Regions from separate parts of the Homo sapiens genome. Here region 2 is linked to region 1. A link is an interaction called in ENCODE POLR2A ChIA-PET data of the cell type or tissue named here. Cell type or tissue: B cell. All regions are shown on one strand.

Region 1 (4,000 bases):
GTTTGGTATTTGTAATTACTGTATAAATCAACAACTCTCCATGTTCTATTTCAGAATATCTTTAAGATGGAAATTCTGAGGGTGGGAATTTAATAATGGTTTTATCACAATTATAACAACTTTTCACGGGCTCAGAAAATACTGGTATTATACATAACAATATTAAATACAGTTACACATTATGGAATTAATAATTTTTATTTTAAGCAAGTAGATAATTAAATATTTACACAAAGCATTAAAATTCAATTGTTTTCAAAAGGAAAAGACAGTATGATATATATACCCAAGGTTTGATAATTTACATAAGAAATATATATTACGGTAGATAATAAAATCTGATATCATAACTAGGAAGGCCAATCACAGTATCTAAGCTACTCTTGATTCTCATGAAAATCTAAGTTATAAAATGTTGTTTTTAATAAAACAAGTAAGTATAAATAATCAATGCAGCTAAAAATCAATTGCTAAAACTTTCTAGAAATAAGAATGCTCACACTATCATTCAGAGAATGGATATAAAAAAGCCAAAACAACTGTGGTACAATTCTGAGTTTAAGTGTTTGAGGCAAAATAAATAAATAAATAAATCAGAGTAAGAAATTTTTTTCCCAAGCAAAAGTAAATATCTTCTTTGCTACATCAGAATGTGTTATTCTAACAAAGACTGTTTTTGATTAGATATGTATCTGCTTTGGGCCTCATTAAGTATCCCAAGTCAAACTACTATATTACATTTCTGTGCCAAATGATCAATATTTTATTATAAACAATTCTAGGTCAGCAATAAAAAGCATGTGCTAATACAGGCAATGTTATAAAATATTAAATCCAAAAAATTCTCTTGCCATTAACTAAATAAGGCAAGAAATCACGGGAATGTCAGCAAAAATCGAGGTAGAATGAGGTATGTAAATTGAATACTTATGTATTTCAGTTAAAAAAAAGAGAGAAAGCGTTATTACCTTCAGACAAGTTCAGTTTCATAAAACTGATTTTCAAAGTGACATGCAAGACAAAAGCCTTAGTTCAAGCCTTTCTTGGCAATGCAAAGCTCCTCATTACTATTGGATGTCAACCCAAAGAATATACCTTCACAATTATCCTTTAACATGTTTACCCAAAATTCCCTGTGAAGATATATACATATGACTTTCTCTCTTTTGTATTTCAAATTCTTTGGCAATTACTTCTTTCCTTGGTGATTTGTTATTTTGTACAGGTCTACTCTTAATGCAATTGTTCCACATAAATCAATTCACATTTAAAATAAACTACAGCGGTGTGCTACTTAAAGAAATTACACTTACATCTTGGAAAGGCTCCTGCAAAATTCCCACCCGGCAAAGGAAAGGCTCTTCTTTTAAGAAAATAACCCCTTCATGTGTTGTATTTTAAATCTGAATTTCTTTTTTTTTTTTTTGAGACAGAGTCTCGTTCTGTCGCCCAGGCTGGAGTGCAGTGGCGTGATCTCGGCTCACTGCAACCTCTGCCTCCCGGGTTCAAGTGATTCTCCCGCCTCCGCCTCCCGAGTAGCTGGGATTATAGGCACCCGCCACCGCGCCCAGCTAATTTTTGTATTTTTAGTAGAGATGGGGTTTCACCATCTTGGCCAGGCTGGTCTCGAACTCCTGACCTCGTGATCCACCCACCTTGGCCTCCCAAAGTGCTGGGATTACAGGCATGAGCTGAGTGTGACCCACCACGCCTGGCCTCTAAATTTCATATATTGTGTTTTTTTTAAAGTAACATAGCATTCACCAATTACTTTAACAAACCACTTCCATGAAAACAAATTGAAAAAAAAGCATATATTGTTAAGAAAGTATAATCCTAAAAATTCTTATTCCTGGGAATATATAGTGAAAACGATTCACATAAAATGTTGATTTTAAATGACTGAACAGTTTACTGGAGTAAATTTTATATACCTTGGACTTGAGGGAACCTTCCCAATTTTCATCCACAAACTTCAAGAATAGCTCCTGCATACAGCTACAAAAGGAAAAACAGGAATTTAAAAAACTGGTATAAATTAAAAATGTACTTATAAAATAAATATAAATTTTCACAGTATAAACATTACAGTTAGCAGATATATAGATCAAAGAAATGTCAAAGCTGGTTAGCCAGACAGGACCATGTAGTTCCAGTCTAATGGAAGAGAAGATGGAGGCCCAAGTATAATAAATGGTAGAGAAACTTCCAACCTACTTCAATTATTCTTAAACCTAGCCAAAAAGACCGAAGGAGATAAGGAGATTTGACAATAAACTTTAAATAGGTAAGATGTCCTAGGAAGCGCTACAAAATATTAAAGGTTTCCTACCTTTTTTTTAGGGTGATAAACTGAATATAGGTATATATCATCTATCCAAGATAGTTACTTAATAAAAATTCTTTCTGGTGGCTTTTAATATTAAGTGATCAAAGTTTTAAAATTAAAACAATCGTTATAGAAAGTACTATGTGGAGATATTATAAGAAAAGCAGTAAAATCTCATTATAAAGAACTCAAATGCAAATATTTTCCTTTAATGAAATTTAGCTGAAATGGATTCAATGGTAAGTATCTCTTTTCTAGCTATAGAACCTGCACATTCTCTTTATAGTAAAAGCTCATTATAAAAAACTCAAATGCAAATATTTTATTGCAATGAATTCAGCTGAAATGGATTCAATGGTAAACACCACTTTTTTTGTAGTTGCAGAGCCTGACTATTCTTTTTATAGGGCAGGAATATACTTGGAAATGCTGTGACCATAAGAGAAGGCTGGCAATTTTAAGAACGTATCATATCCATTTCATTTCTTCTTGGTTTTTAGATTTGTTTTTTATGGAGGTTCAAGAAAGATGGACTTTATTTTTTCAGGTTCTAAAACAGCATTTACTTAATTAAAAACAACAACAACAACAACAACACATGCCCTATGCATGTTTATTTAAAATAGTTTGGAAAATACAGAAAGGCATAAAGTAGTGATTAAAAAACTACCTTAATGTGACCTAAAAAGACAATGATTCTTAACAGTTTGATGACTTTGGGCTGGATCAATTCTTACGTTTTTGGGGAGTCACTGACCCTTCTGAGAATCTGATAGAATTTCGCTTTAATGCAGGCTGTTCATGGACTCTGAAACCAATGATGGATTTCAGATTAAGAATTCTGATGATCTCTAAGGGTCACTGCAGCAATAAAACTTTAAGAATAGGTTAATTTGGCCAGGCATGGTGGCTCATGCCTGTAATTGCCGCTCTTAGGGAGGCTGAGGTGGGCGGATCACGAGGTCAAGAGATAGAGACCATCCTGGCCAACATGGTGAAACCCCGTCACTACTAAAAATACAAAAATTAGCTGGGCGTGGTGGCGCATGCCTGTAATCCCAGCTACTCGTGGGGCTGAGGCAGAAGAATTGCTTGAACCCAGGAGGCGGAGGTTGCAGTGAGCCGAAGGTTGCAGTGAGCCGAGATCACGCCACTGCACTCCAGCCTGGCAGCAGAGCAAGACTCTGTCTCAAAAAAAAAAAAAAAAAAAAAAAAGAAAGAAAGAAAGAATAGGTTAACTTAATTTTATGCAATAAGTTGCTTTTCAAAAAGATATGGCTAATCTTGGTTAGACAACTCCAGAAAAAAAATCTTGAAAAATATAAGGCCATATTACCAATAAGCTAATGAAGGGATGGTCAATATTACTAGAGATTAGGGAAATGCATATCAAAACCACAATGAGATCCCACTTCACATCACTGGGATAGCTATTATTAAAAAAAAAAAAAAAAGAGATGAGGATGTGGAGAAATTGGAACCCTTGTACACTGCTGTTGGGAATGAGAAGTGGTCCAGTGGCTACAGAAAATGGAATTGCAGTTTTGCAAAAAATTAAAAATAGAATTACCATATGATCTGCAATTCTACTTCTGGGTATATACTCAAAAGAAGTGAAAGCAAGGCCTCAAACAGATATTTATACACCCATGTTCACAGCAACATTATTCA
Region 2 (4,000 bases), 160 kb after region 1:
GGGAAATAATCTAGATTTATTTCATCAGAATTAGTCCTACATTGATTATTCTGGGTAAAAAATAATAAATTATGTAAGTTTAAGAACTATTAAACTTTTAAGATTAACAATGTAGAATACAGGATCATTTTGTAGGTGGCTCTAAATTAAGCCTTTAGATTGAATCATTTTATGAGACCAAATAATCAGTTTAAAGTACCTTATGCTTTACCTGATTTAATAATCAACAAAACATTTTATTCTAAATTTATTGTAAAGCAAGATAGTAATTGGATTTTTTATCCCCAAGAATCAACTGCTGGAGGTATCTTGTTTACTATATTCATGTAGCCAGAAGTGAAAAGTAACTGAAGACTTTATTGTTACAGTCCTGTCTTATATTCTATGTATGTCTGCACCCTGCCTTAAGTGTGGTTGTTTGGAACCGAAATAACATCTTTCTTGTTGGAAAATATGGATGTATATGTCTTATGTGCATTAACAATGCTTCTGAAACATGACCTTACTAAATATATCAAGCCTTTCCATATATCAGCTTTAGTATTTATCAATAAATATATACAGGAAGCTATGAAATATATGTATAGAAATAAATATTTAATATTTAGTTGGGTGACTATATTTGTACCATATTTTGTGAGAATAAATTTTCTTTGGATTATAATAGTAATGTTTATTTTAGAAAATTTAGAAAAATGCTTTTGTATTTGAAGTCTCAGAGCAAGTAAGGTAAAATGCTGTAAAATTTATATAACCATTGAAATGTTAGGCTCACAACAAATCTTTGATAATCTATATTCAGTTCAGCAGGCCAAGACACTGGGGAGGAGAAAGGGTCTGTGGTAGTAAATACTAGCACTATTTAGTCACATAATTTTGAAATGCGGCATTATTTTTGTTATGTAGATCTAGAAAATAGGAAAATAAAAATCATTAAATAAATAGCAGTAACAGTACCGACATTTTTGGACATTACAGCTCTACCAGTTCTTAGCTTTCTAGTTGACACCATTACTATTTATTTATTTATTTAATTTTGTAACAAGAATGCAGATGCCATTTATTTGGTCCATAAGTATAGCCATTGAGTTTTACAAAACATCAACTATAAATAACCTGAAACTATAACAATACACAAAAATTGGCTTCATACACAGACATACCAGGCAGTACAAACTGAAAACGTGAGTAAATTAACATTGTTTTACATTAATATACATAGTGCCATTTAACATTTAAAAACAAGTTTCAATACATAGCATTTGATACTTCTTTGAATCTGTTTCAGTCAGAGTATGAAAATGGTTAGAGCTAGGCTAAAATTAATTTTTCTAGCCAAAAATAAAGGCATGATATTTATAACCAGGTATCAACTTAACCACAATATTTTGAAACTGTTAATGATACCTAAGGGTATTTACATTAAAAAGGCAACATGCATTGTGTTGTTTTATCTCATGACTGGTTATGCACATACTTTGTTCAAAGGGTTTTTAAAGCTATATTCCTACTTTCAGTATAGCATACTGCAGTGTGTCTAACAGTTCTAGCAAAATGAATGCTTTCAGAGGGAGCAGAATCATTTTCAAGTCACTGGTGTCCATTTTTTCCCCTTTGGAACAAAGGACATAACAAATAATCTGGTTCTGCCTAGATAAACTAAGTAGTAAGAGGGCTCTGTTTAGAGGCATTTCTGTTCAATCTAATGCTATGACATCATCCAGCTCTTCCTTCTGTTCTATACGTGACCTCTTTGCACTGAGATTCTCTTTCTCGTCTGATTTCCTCTTGCGGCTTCTCTCTTCTTCACTGACGTCAGCATTCTTTGAAGAATCTTCTTCATCCGAATCAACTGTGAGAACATCATCTTGCTCTTGAGCTGTGGAGGTGGAAGGCTGACCTCCATCATTACTGCCATTGGTTATGCTTTTGGCAGCATCTTCAGCTTGTTTTGGCCCCACTTTTTCTGGGGCATCACCAACACTTCAAATTCAACATCCTTTCCTAGGTCTTCACTATGAAGGATGTTGATCAATAAAGTATAGTCCTGGAGGAAGTAATCTGCTTGAAGCCAGCTGCAATTTCTCATTCCAAATTCTGACAACTTCTTGTGATTATTAGCTTCTGTCTCTCCCTTTTCAGAAGATATTAGGATTGTTCCTTTCCCATCTTCAATTTGGACATCTGGTGCTACCATAGCAAATTTTTGTTTCACTACCTTGTCTCGTAAGGTGAGAACAGTCACTTTATGGACATTCAGCCGTACAGTCACCTGGCTTGCTGGCACATATGTAACAATTGGGGTTGGGAGGATCCAGTGCACAAGGCACAAGAAACTTCTTTCTTGGATTTGCTTGTTTATTCAAAACAATTGTTCTGCAGTGGTCTATTTTTCCTGATAAGATCTTCAATCTTTCCAATACTGTCAACCCAGCAATCACTGCATTAGTAGTAGCAATAGCAGGAATAATATTCCCTGCCACTGATTTGATATCAAATCTACTCTTCATATTCATACTGAAAATATGCATCCTGAGGTTTGTAGCAGAGGTAACAAAATCCATTGCATATGGGTCATCCTTATCCCATGTGAGCTCAGCTCCATCCCCCTTTTCTGCTAAATGAACTCTCAGAGTCTCAGTGCTGTGAGCTCCTTAAGAACCTTGTGCTCACCGGCTTCTCCCACGTCGACCTGATTGATCTGGTTACTATTGATGTCAGCAACCTCAACAGTTTTTGTTTCAAAAGAAACATGTTGGAAGATCAAAGGCACAGGTTGCCAGGGAAAGTGCACTGCAGTTTTACCTGAAAGCTAATATGGTTGCCTACCATGACAGCATCATGAACCCTGACTATAATGTGGCATATTTTTGACAGTTTATATTGGTTATGAATGCTTTAGATAACAGAGCTGCCCAAAACCGTGTTAATAGAGTGTGCCTGGCAGCTGTTGTTCCTCTTATTGAAAGTGGAACTGCTGGGTATCTTGGACAAGTAACTACTATCAAAGAGGGTGTGACCAAGTGTTACGAATGTCATCCTAAGCCAACCCAGAGAACCTCTCCTGACTGTACAATTTGTAACACACCTTCAGAACCTATACATTGCATCTTTTGGGCAAAGTACTTAAGAAGTATCTCCTGACAGAGCTGACCCTGAAGCTGCCTGGGAACCAACAGAAGCCAAAGCCAGAGCTAGAACATTCTAATAAAGAAGGTGACATTAAACGTATTTCCACTAAGGAATGGGCTAAATCAACTGGATATAATCCAGTTAAACTTTTTACCAAGCTTTTTAAAGATGACATCAGGTATCTGTTGATAATGGACAAACTATGGCGGAAAAGGAAACCTCCAGTTCTGTTGGACTGGGCTGAAGTACAAAGTCAAGGAGAAGAAACGAATGCATCAGATCAACAGAATGAACCCCAGTTAGGCCTGAAAGACCGGCAGGTTCTAGATGTAAAAAGCTGTGCATGTCGATTTTATTTATTTTTGAGATGGAGTGTAGCTCTGTTGCCCAGGCTAGAGTGCAATGGTGCGATCTTGGCTCACTGCAACCTCCGCCTCCTGGGTTCAAGCAATTCTCCTGACTCCGCCTCCCAAGTAGCTGGGATTATAGGCACCCACCACGCCCAGCTGATTTTTGTATTTTTAGTAGAGACGGGCTTTCACCATATTGTCCAGGCTGGTCTCGAACTCCTGACCGCAGGTGATCCACCTGCCTTGGCCTCCCAAAGTGCTGGGATTACAGGCACAAGCCACTGCGCCCAGCCTATATGTTTAACTTTTTAAGAAATTGTCCAACTGTTTTCCATAATGGTTGTCTCATTTTATATTCCCACCAGCAGTTCATGAGAATTCCAGTTACTCCACATTCTTGACAAGTCTCGGTATGACCGGTCTTCAGTTTTAGCCATTCTTACAAATTTTTGTGTTATCTCATTGTAGTTTTCCTTTTATTTTCTCTAATGACAAACGTCTTTCATCTTCTTATCTGC

The links. Peaks named below come from ENCODE experiments on the same cell type or tissue, not always from the same donor. Only the 100,000 strongest peaks of a DNase experiment are listed, where the experiment ranks them.
Region 2: POLR2A ChIA-PET joins it to region 1 with 8 read pairs; 2 of 35 experiments call an interaction of 5 or more read pairs at or near these places.

What each region holds. Positions count from the first base shown.
Region 1 is chr1:86,878,728-86,882,727 of GRCh38, forward strand. SELENOF (selenoprotein F) reads right to left here. Exons shown (of 5, transcript NM_004261.5): 3 at 1,935-1,998. Among named protein-coding and RNA genes, the nearest start is that of SELENOF, 33 kb to the right of the region's middle. In B cell, no CTCF peak of the experiment used is centred here; no DNase peak of the experiment used is centred here.
Region 2 is chr1:87,043,233-87,047,232 of GRCh38, forward strand. The region is part of intron 1 of HS2ST1 (heparan sulfate 2-O-sulfotransferase 1); the gene reads left to right. It also overlaps the pseudogene LOC100421465 and the pseudogene LOC100421468. Among named protein-coding and RNA genes, the nearest start is that of LINC01140, 85 kb to the right of the region's middle. RefSeq lists an enhancer at 1,805-1,904. In B cell, no CTCF peak of the experiment used is centred here; DNase peaks (open chromatin) are centred at 1,799 and 2,959; H3K27ac peaks cover 1,092 bases.